Regions from separate parts of the Homo sapiens genome. Here region 1 is linked to region 2. Evidence: chromatin loops called from intact Hi-C (ENCODE). Cell type or tissue: IMR-90. All regions are shown on one strand. Each heading gives the region's core, and the rest is flanking DNA. Links, peaks and the distances in the headings are about the cores only.

Region 1 (5,366 bases), core at 184-5,183, 340 kb before region 2:
AGCTTGTATAAGAGGTGTCAGAATCTGACCCACCTGGATGAGCAGGAGTGAGGGCCCAGGAGGCGAAGGAATGACTTCAGGACAAATGTAAAGACACTGTACCTCTCAGAGGGTCTTCTCAGAGGAGGGGGTGGCTCCAACATTCCTGAGAGGGAGATTGTCACTATCCCTAGGGGAAGCCAGAGGAGTGCTGTGGCCCTTACCATGACTCTGAGCCTGGGCCCAGGCTGACCCAAGAGCCAACAGTCCTGGTTCCAAGCCTCACCCAGCACTGTGAGACCTTGGGAGGTTGTTTGACCTCTCAGAGCCTCAGTTTCCCCATCTATAAAGAAGTGACTAGCAGTTCCTGCTCTGTCAACTTTGGGGTATTGCTGTGAAAGGTCAACTGAGAAAACAGATGCAAATATCTTTCTTAACAAGCACTGTGGGCCGGGCGCGGCGGCTCACGCCTATAATCCCAGCACTTTGGAAGTCCAAGGCGGGCGGATCACCTGAGGTCAGGAGTTCGAGACAAGCCTGGATAACATGGCGAAAGCCTGTCTCTACTAAAAATACAAAAATTAGCTGGGTGTGGTGGCGGATGCCTGTAATCCCAGCTACTCGGGGGGCTGAGGCACAAGAATTGCTTAAACCTGGGAGGTGGAAGTTGCAGTGAGTGAGATCTCACTATTGCATTCCAGCCTGGGCAATGGAGCAAGACTCCATCTCAAAACAAACAAACAAACAAACAAACAAACAGGCAGTGCATGTGCCTGGGAGTGGCAGCAGGCAGGAGCTGTTCTCTAGCTGAACTGTGTGTGGGAGGTCAGAAGCCCCACAGACTGTTTCCTTGGCCTGGCACCATCTGAGCCCACGTAGACCAGACACAGAAAGTCAACGTTCAGAGAGCCTGGAGCCCTTGGAGCCCCGCGTTCTACCGGATCAGAGAGGGGAAGTGACTAATGCAACACCACACAGCAAATTAACAGCCAAGCTGGACCAGAGCCCAGTTGCTGATTCAGGACTGAGGAGGGACAGGGGGCCCAGAAAGACAGCACAGCCACGGCAGGGTTGTGGGTGAAGGCTTGGGCTCTGTGATTCCCATGCCTGGGATGGAAATTCCTGCTATCCATCTCAGCCGGGTCCACTTCCGGTCAGCCCTGTTGCCCAGGGCGGAGACCTCAGAGGGAGGCTGCTGTGGTCTGGTAGGGAAGGCCTTGAAACCCCCACCGCTGGCTTTTGTCCACAGGCCTGGGACCCCCAGGCTTCCACCAGGGGTGGGCATCTGTAGCCATGCAGGGCTGTGTGTCTCCAGGGCTGACTGGCTCAGGACAGGGAGGGGAGGAGTCAGGCGGGAGGTGAGGACAGAGAAACGCCCCACGCTGGGCACATTTATCATCAGCAATCACAGTCTTTCTCTAGCCCCTGGACACCGGCTAATTCTCCCCAGACTTGACCTCCCACTGCATGGAAAATCTCTCCCATTCACTGCGTGGCTGATGTGCTCAGTGGGGAGTGGGGAGAGTTGGGGGAGAGGAGCCAATTTATTATTATGTTTTAAAAACACACAACCTCACATGGAAGGACCCCTCCCTGGACACAAAGCTCTTCCTCCATCTGGCCCTGGCTCCTTGCGGCTGTGGGGTTCAGGCAGGGGCCCCCTCGGAGGCGGTCACAATGGCCGTTACCGATGACAAATGGGGGCTGGCGGGCTCGGGGGACGCCAAGTCATTCCTAACAAAGGTGGCTCCTCACGCAGCCCTCTTCCCACACCCTCTGCACCCATCTGTGCCCTGACATCACTTCCTCTGCTGTCACAGGAAGCGGCTTCGCCAAGGTGGCCAGCTGGGGCAGGGGCCTGCATCCTGAAGGGGGTGTCCATCTGCTCCTGTGAAACGTCTCCCTCGAAGGACTGTGAGGCAGGTGAAGAAGTGGATGGGAGGCTGGGGTCGAGGCCCCAGGGCAGGTGCAGTGCTGGGATGAGCCCGGGCCTGGCTATGGGGGCCACGCTGCTTACAGAGCTGGAAAGGGCACTAGAGTCACTGGGTCACTGGCCACCCTGACTTCCACCCCCAAGGCCCTCCCTCCAGACCCTTCCTCTGGCTTTGGGTTCCTTTGGCTCAGTCTTGGGGCTAATTTTTGGTTCCTTTTCCAAGTTTCAGGTCCGATGGGGTCACTGTGATGGAGGCCTGGGCCCTGAGGAGGGGATATTCTGTTTCCCCTTCTTCTCCCAGACAAGGAGCTCAAAGCCCTTTCATCCATGCTCCTGCAGATAATAAGCATATTCCCACCACCTGGCACTGAAAATCCTGTGTGTTCCAACGAGACAGCGCACATTATTGTCAACACAATGACCCTGCGAAGCTGTTCCATTTTACAGATGCGAAAACGAGGCAGAAGAGTGAAAGGGCGTGTTCGAGGTCACAGCCACCAAAACCCAGCAGGGACAGCTATTGTTCTGTCCTCTCAGGAGCTCCCTAGCTTGCTGGAGGGGACGGGGTCTCAGCTTCCTGACTCCAGCACTTGGCTTCCCTTGCTCTGTGGACCTGCCCCTCCCAAACCGAGATCCAGGAGTAAGGCCTGGGGCCAGCCTGGCCCCCCACTCAGTGACAGGTGGCAAGCCCCCTCAGACACACACATGCCCAGCCAGGTTACATCCACAGCTATCTCTGGGGACACCCTGAGAGCCCCACCCAGGCTGGGACCACAGTGCCTTTCTCAGGGTGGGCCTTTGTTAATGCTGCTGTCCCCCTAAGGCAATGGCAGGCTCCCCACCTGTGACTCAGACCTGCTATTTTATAGGTCACCTCTCCCTGACCCAGGGTTGGCATGGGGTGAGTTTGAGCTGCAATCTTAGACTCCGCCAAGCACCCAGTTGTTCAGGTCCCATCTGGGAGGATGCCTGGTGGCTCCCTTTCCTTCACCCCACTTCCAGTCCGTGCTGCTGGAGGGACCTGGTGCTGCTAGATGAACCTGGAAGATGTGCCTCACACTGCACGACCACCCCCACCACCCGCTGCAGTCTCCAAGCCCAGGTCTTCCCGCCTGGACCCTTCCTCTCTCTGGGCTCCCTACCTTTCCTTTTGCCCCTAAAATCCACTTTCCTCTTAACACCAGAGTGATCTCATAAGAGAGAAACCCTGCCCTCTAGTGGTGTACAGCCTCCTGCGGCTTCTCTGTGACCCTGGAGAAAGTCCTAAGCTACCCAGAACCCTCTAACTTCATGGACTCACCAGTCTTCCCTCCCTCCCTCCCTGCCTCCCACCCTCCCTCCCTCCCTCCCTCCCTCCCTCCCTTCCGCAGAGTCTCATTCTGTCACCCAGGCTGGAGTGCAGCGGCATGATCTCAGCTCACTGCAACCTCCGCCTCCTGGGTTCTCCTGCATCAGCCTCCCAAGTATCTGAGATTACAGGCACATACCACCACGCCCAGCTAATTTTTGTGTCTTTAGTAGACACGGGGTTTCACCATGTTGCCCAGGCTGGTCTCGAACTCCTGACCTCAGGTGATCCACCTGCCTTGGCTTCCCAAAGTGCTGGGATTACAGGCGTGAGCCACTGCACCCGGCCAACTCACCTATCTTTCACTGTGCTCCAAGCCCCACCAGGCGTGTTTTCCTGGGACATGCCTTGCTTGTTCTAGCCTCAGCGCCTCTGCTGGTCTCTTGTTTTGGAGCGCCTCCCCCAACCCCTCCCACACACACATATTCTCTTGGCTGACTCTTTGTCATTGAGATCCCAACTCAAATGCCACCTCTCCAGTGAGGCCTTCCCTGACCACCCAGTGAAAATGCACCATTCTCTTTCCTCCCTGTGCTATCTCCCCAATGCCTTTTTTTTTCTCTTGGCAGGCTCACCTCCCTCTGGAATGACCTGCTTTGTGTATGTGTTTGTAAGCTTGCTGTCTGTTTCTGGACAGAAAGGAACTTGCCTTTCTGGAAGGCAAGTTCCTTGAGGGCCTGGGAATCTTGTTTGCGGTGTAGATGGGCCCACTGGGGACACAGGACAAGCACTGGGGTGGCAGGTGGAGGGGGAGGGAGCAGTCAGAGGGGGTTTGGGCAGCAGGAGCGGGTAGGAGGGCTGACCTGGGCTACAGGAGCCCATCCCTTGGGAAATTCCATGCTGCAGGACTCCACTAACTGATGGAACTTCACAGACCATCTAATCACTGCCCTCAAGGATGGAGACCAGAGAGGGTGTGGTCTGGCTCCAGATCACACAGCACCTGAGCAGCAGAGCCAGAAAGAGAAACTGTGCACCAGACTCCCAGGAAAGGAGAAGTTGTGGGGGGGGGACTTCATTTTTCTAAACTTTTTTTTTAATTGAAAACAGATGTTTGGGTTTATTCTGATTACAAAGGTAGTAGCCTCACTGTAAACAATCTAGAAAAAAAAAAGATGAAAATAAAAGCCGCCCCATTCCCACCCCAGCTGAGTTACACTGGATGTTGATCCTCTCTGACTTTTTTAGATGCATGAATATTTAGTTACCTAAATCTGGTCTCACCATGTAAGTTGCATATCCCATGCTTTCCCTTAAAGGCTATTGACTGAGGACTTTTGAATCATAAGCAGAACACGCTGGGCATCTCTCTCTGTCTCCCCCCACCAGCCCCCGCACGGTCACACGTGTCAGACGGGTGAGGGCCAGCTGGGCTGCCTGCTCCTGCCACGCGTTTCAGGTTGCTGGAGGAGCTGAAGGACGCAGAGCTGGCACGGGGAGTGAGGCTGGCAATGCTGTCAAGTTGGCTGTGTGTTTGGGTTCTGGGCAGGAAGATGCCCAGTGTCCTGTCACTTTCTCCCAGAAAAGTCCAAAATGCCTTGGTACAGTCTTGGGTCTAGGGGCTGCCCGGACGAGGCCAGACAGGACAGTGCTTACATCCCCATGCCGCCCTGAAAGCCCAGGGTTAAGGCTGTTCTTAGAGCACCAAGGGCACACAAATTTCCCCCGTCTCCCTCAGCGCCACGCTCTAGAACCGAACAACCCTTCCTCGCAAAGGGGAGGCAACTGCCAAACACATTTCCAAGTGGAAAAACTGCTGCAGTCCTTGCCTGTTGCCTGCTGTCAGCACCACCACCAGGAGGCAGCTCAGATCCTGGGCTATGGGGCCTTCAAAACTGCATCCAAGCCCTTCACCTCCAGTCGGGGACCCTTCACCTCCAGCTGGGGACCCTTCATCTCCAGCTGGGGACCCTGAGGCCAGACAGGGGCAATGACTTGTGCAAGGGCAAACAAACAGTCTGTGGCTGCAGCGTCACTCCTATCTTGGCATCACACTGGCATAAAAGAAGTCACAGAAAGGACAGAGAAAAAGGAGTGGCCAGACTCTGGCCTTTGCCAATCTGTGAAATGGGCATGAGAAGGAGAGGGCAAATGGGCGAGATAAAC
Region 2 (5,366 bases), core at 272-5,271:
GACCTGGCAGGGGAAGAAGACAAGACATATTCAAGGAAAGGAAGGAAAGTCACATGCTGGACTACAGAGTCTGATGCAGCCCTGAGCTGGGGGGAAGGGGCCGACTCTCATCTCAGGTCCCCAGCTCCCTAGACCCCTCACCCTATCTCTGTCCACCCACAACCATGCTTGGGATTTCTTCTTCCCATACACACTTTCCTCAAAGGTCAGCTCATGCAAACGAGTGCCTGTGGCTACTCCTGCCCCACTGTCTAGCAGGTGCGGTGGGACTCTTGAGTCCCCTGGGACTTCATAGGAGGCTTTCCCCAGCTCCATCTCCTGCTCCCCTCCCCAAACACAGCAGCCACAATCAGGGGCAGCCCGCCGACCCTGCGAGCAACTATGACTCAAAACAACATTGCACAAATACAGTAACATTTCCAAAGCCATGGAATCTGGCCGTGTGACTAGCAGCTTAATGGCCTGACAGTGAGCACAGGGCTCCAACACGTGGGAGCGCCTATCAAGGGCTGAACCTCAGCAGTGCATATTTTACCTCAAAAAGAGGCGAGGCAGGCACTTGAGCCCTAGGGTTTAGGATCCACTTGGAGCCTTCTGCAACCAGAGAAGGGAAGGTCGTGCTCTAGGTTCAAGTTCTTTGCAGTCCAACCTCCAAGTCCCCACAGCCACCTCCTCCAGGCAGCCCACCCTCCTCTCTCTAAACCCCCAGTTACCTTTGTCCCCATTAGAGGCTGAGCTGGAGGCTTTGTTAATTCTTAAGGGCCTAGGGATCGAGACTGAGACCGTGCTGCCCCTGAAACTGGCTCAGGGGAGATTCACAGTGAATAATTCAACATGAGATCAAAAGCCACTACCTCCAGTAAGCAATCCTACCTCCCGTTGGAAAAGAAAGCCTTGCTTCTGTGATTTGAGAGAAAGACAGGGAGAGAGAGTCAAGGCAAAGAGATAAAGAGGCTTGGAGGCAGAGTAAGAAATAAATGTGGTGTCATCGCTCACTTACTTGTCCGTATCCCCAAAAGGCGTGTCATCTGTCTTGCTCTGCCCAGCACCCAGAACAGGAAGTGGCCCAGGGGGCCAATGAACATTTGTTAAATGAAAGAAGGAGAAAAATCATAAAGCAGGGAGTTCCATTCTCACCCACTCCCCACCTGCCTAGGCTACCTCAGCACCCACAACGACGGCCGAACCTCTGCCCAGCCAGAGAGTCATGCCAACCAGATACTCCCCCCACTCCTGGTCCTGGCAGCAGAGGGCCCAGCAGGAGCCCAGGAGGCTGGGGCAGCACCATGGCCCAGTCCTCTGGGTGGCTCTACACCACCCATGTGCAGAGAAAACAAAGCATGCACGTGGGCGTGTATGACTTATGGCTTTAATCTCCCTGATAGAAGGCCTTTAAAGATTATTTCAGGGATGAAAAATAATAATCCTGGGTAATGAATCACGGCCTTAAGAAGCTGATAAGCAGCAGGGAAGCTGGCCGGGCCTGAGTTCCTGATTTAATTAAAGTCTTACAGATACTCCCTGAAACAAAATCCGTCGTAGCCATCAAGGTGATAAAAAGACTGCAGGTTCCTTTAAACCAACTCACCTGCCTCATGAATCTTCTTCCTAGTGAAGACAGTGGATGAGGCCACGTCTTCCGGACCGGGCCTGCATCACTGCAGATGGTCTGCTGGGGACCCTGAGGGACAGAAAGTGCCTCATAAAGCCCAAGAGCCAGAGGCGGATGCCAGCCTGGAGGAGGCAGGGACCAAGCTCAGACAGGGAGCCGGACAACACTTGGGTTGCTTGCTAACTGTCTCTGGGACTCAGTTTCCACATCTAGCATCCAGCAGGAGGCGAGGCCAGCTGGTCTCTGGAAGCGTCCCAGAGCCAGACTTCTGGATTCAGAGCCTCATATTTTCCGAGAAGGTGAGGAGAGAGACAGATGATGTCTCCATGTGCTAGAAAGATCTCTCCTCTTCCCCGCTGATTTTCAGTGCCCCAGAATCCAGCTCCTGCCTCCCCATTTCCTTTCCCTGCCCTCCCCAGTCCTGCTCAGGCACGTGACTATCCTGATGAAGGCTCACTGCCAATGCTCCCAGGGACACTGAGCCACCCAGGCAGCCCTCTGGCTACCCTGGTCCAGTTGAGGGGTGGTGAGAGGAGTGCATGAGCCCAGGCAGAGTGCACCACAGAGGCTGAGCCAAGGGCAGGGCCCCCAGAGCAGGCAGGAGCTGTGGGTTCCGTCTGGCTCCACACCAGACTCACAAAGGCCTTGCAGAGACGCCGGATGGCTGGGAACTGGAAGGATGGAAATAGAGCCCAAGAGAACGTGAGGACAGTGGCGGTGGTCTCTGCATCCTCAGAGCCCAGCCAGTCCTGAGAGGGGAGTCAGACGGGTAGACGGGCAGGTGGACAGCATCCAGGGAGCTGACGTGAGCAGAGGCTGGTCCCCGCAGAGCTGTGCCAGCTCCCTCTCTGCCAGTCCTCGGCCTGACAGCCCGGGCTGGCAGGCACCTTGTGCTCAGGGTGGATGTGCGAGTGATTGGCCTCCTCCGATGGGGGCCAGTGGCATAGGGGCTGAGTTGCCAGATAAATTTGAATTTCAGATTAATGATGAATAATTTTTAGTACAATTATATCCCAAGTATTGCATTTATTTGCTAAATCTGGCATCCCTATGAAGAACGTCCCCTATGCCCCATGCCTGGCACAGAGCTGCCCCAGAGAAAGGCCCCACGCGGGCAGTGTGGACGGGCAGTGTGGACAGTGAGTTCTCATTCATGGCCTCGAGGCCCCTGGAGCCTCCAAGTGGACAGGAGCTGGTGGGATGGTAAGGAGCGAAGGCTCCTCCTGAAAACTGTAGGCTGGGATGGGGGTGGTCCTGAGCCCGGTCACCGCGCAGGAAAGTCCCCCTGACCCAGTCCCAGGGCTGAGGGTGGGGCTGCTGGGGGCCGGCTGCCACCCAGCGGCCAGAGTCGGAATGGCAGGTCGTGGCGCCCAGAGAAGATGGAGCACGTCAGCGCCCCCGCCACAAAACGGCCCATTTGGCAGGGTTAGAATTTTTACCCCACTTGAAACAAAAGGAAACTGAGGTTCAAGATCACCCCAAAACCTAAATTAATGTCGAGACCCTAGCTTGGGCACAGCCTAGTCCCCACCTCCAGCCCTCTCTCTCTCCTATTTGCAGTCACCAAGTGGGCCCCCAGGCCTGCCATGTCTTTCATGCCTGTCTTCCGCTCACCAACCTTCGATGGCTCCCTATTGCTGATAGAATGGAGCAACCCTTCCCTGTGCTGATACTCAGAGCCCTCTATGAAACAGCCCACACTTCACTGCCCAGACTTGCTACCTTTCCACCTTTCTAAGTCTCTTGTGCCCCCGCCTCCTGGAACCTCTCCCAGCCCTCATCTCTCTTGAGCTCCAGGCACCTGCCCCTGTGCCTTGTCCCCTTGATCTGCCCTGTGGCTGCTCCCCCTGTCTCCTATAGCCTTGAGCTCCTAAAGTCGAATGTCCTGGGTAGCAGGCCTCAAACATCTCTAAGCCCGTCTAACTTCATAGCTCTAAGTTTCATTATATGCACCAGTGACTCCAAAATGTATCCTTGACTTGGTAGACCCACGTCCTTAATGAGGTCCCTGCCTTCCTTCTGGAAGAAAACTCAGAAAGGGAGAGAGCTCTCCTGTTGTCTGGCGTCCTCCCCAGAGCCCACAATGGTCCCACAGTGGGTCATGCACCCAGCCCAGCCTTGCTGACTCAGGCAGGAGCAGTTGCGTCTTCTCTCTCCCACAGGAGTCCAGGAGGAGTCTGGCTCTGGACCTTCCAAGCCACCCCAGGCACTCGCTTTCAAAGGAGCTCCAAGTTTCTTGGTAGCTTCTAGTTCTCATTTATCAGAAGGAGAACTGAGGGCCTCTCTCCACCATTAAAGTCCTAAGAGGGGATTGGGACTGGAGTTTGTTCCTTGTCTACAGATGGACCTGGAACAAGTTCCTAGGGGAGCCCAGAACCCACAGATTATCTCAGAATATGCCTGTTATCTCATCACACATCGCTTAGCCCAGACTAGCCTAGAACTCACGCTTCAATACAAACCACACACTTAGCCAGCTCAGAGACACACGGTACCCCAGAATACCTGGGTTGGCTTGGAATACCTGCTAGCCCAGAGGTCAGTTCAAAACACACAAGTTAGCCCAGGTTAGTCCATAATGCATAGGTTTACTTGGTATACCCAGGATTGATTAAAACAAATAAATGATTTTTTAAAAATTTTTTAAACCCTCCCTCAAATGAAATCTTCCCCAGACCCAATGCATAAAACAGATGACATGGAGCTGCCTGGGTTGAAGGTGGATGGGGCCCAGGTAGTGGTGTGCTGCTGAATGTTCCACTCCCAGCTTCAGGAGAAAAGCTCTGGGTTGTAGCATCAGCCAATTTCTGTGGTGTAAATACTCCCTCCGCAGCCATTTCAGGTGCCAGCTGAGTCCCTGAGCTCAGAGCTGGGAAGAGATGTGCATAACGAACTCCACAAGCCAGGGAGCCAGCTCCAGCAGCCAGAGTGCCCATCCTGCGTCCTGGGCTCCTCTGGGGATCCATTCCCCAGAACCCCAAGGACCTCCAAGCTTGAGAACACAGGTCAAAGACACAGAGGCCAATCCAAGCCTGGAGCTTTCTGAAAACTGAAGGAACCCAGAAGAATGCTTCCTGACGTCCTTGGCAAGAGTGGGTAAAAGTAGGAAATAAAGTCAATGTGGAGATCGAGCCCCCAAATTTTCCACATGACTTCGACCAAGTTCTTTCTGCCCTCTGGGTCTCAGTCTCCCCATCTGTACAATGAGAGACCTAGGGCCACGAGCTTCAGGAAGCCCCACTCTGGCTGTGAGATCGGCCCCGCCTGCCTTTGTCACCTCCAGCCCTGCCCTGGCCTGGACTGGCACCCATCCCTGACAGAGCCCCGGGTGCTGAGTCACTCTGCCTCAACCCCTCATGTACCTGTTCCCAGCCAGCTGTCATCCGAGGAGTCTACAAAGTTAATTCACATGGGGGCATGTGTCCTCTGACCAGGGGGCTGAGTCCTGATGGTGCAGATGCAGCATCCTGCACAGAGCCTGGCTCCATAAACACGCTATGCCTGAATGACATGGCAGGCGGCTCCTCGCAGCAACCAAGAGCATTGGAAGAGCCCAATCAACACTTTTTTAATACTTAAAAAGAAAAATTGGCCAGCCGTGGTGGCTCACACCTGTAATCCCAGCACTTTGGGAGGCTGAGGCAGGCGGATCACCTGAGGTCAGGAGTTCAAGACCAGCCTAACCAACATGGAGAAACCCTGTCTCTACTAAAAATACAAAATTAGCTGGGCATGGTGGCCCATGCCTGTAATC

What was found. A loop is a pair of places that touch in the nucleus more often than their neighbours do. Peaks named below come from ENCODE experiments on the same cell type or tissue, not always from the same donor. Only the 100,000 strongest peaks of a DNase experiment are listed, where the experiment ranks them.
Region 1: a loop joins it to region 2, with 6 times the contacts of the local background. A loop is called at or near these places in 20 of 110 quality-filtered maps.

The regions. Positions count from the first base shown.
Region 1 is chr10:71,268,250-71,273,615 of GRCh38, reverse strand. The region is part of intron 1 of UNC5B (unc-5 netrin receptor B); the gene reads right to left. Among named protein-coding and RNA genes, the nearest start is that of SLC29A3, 48 kb to the left of the region's middle. RefSeq lists enhancers at 2,173-2,892, 2,893-3,614, 3,490-3,784. In IMR-90, for the core only: CTCF peaks have their summits at 3,132 (motif pointing left) and 5,059 (motif pointing right); DNase peaks (open chromatin) are centred at 995, 3,155 and 5,045; H3K27ac peaks cover 818 bases.
Region 2 is chr10:70,923,441-70,928,806 of GRCh38, reverse strand. No RefSeq gene overlaps it. Among named protein-coding and RNA genes, the nearest start is that of LINC02622, 13 kb to the left of the region's middle. In IMR-90, for the core only: a CTCF peak has its summit at 2,953 (motif pointing left); no DNase peak of the experiment used is centred there; H3K27me3 peaks cover 2,478 bases.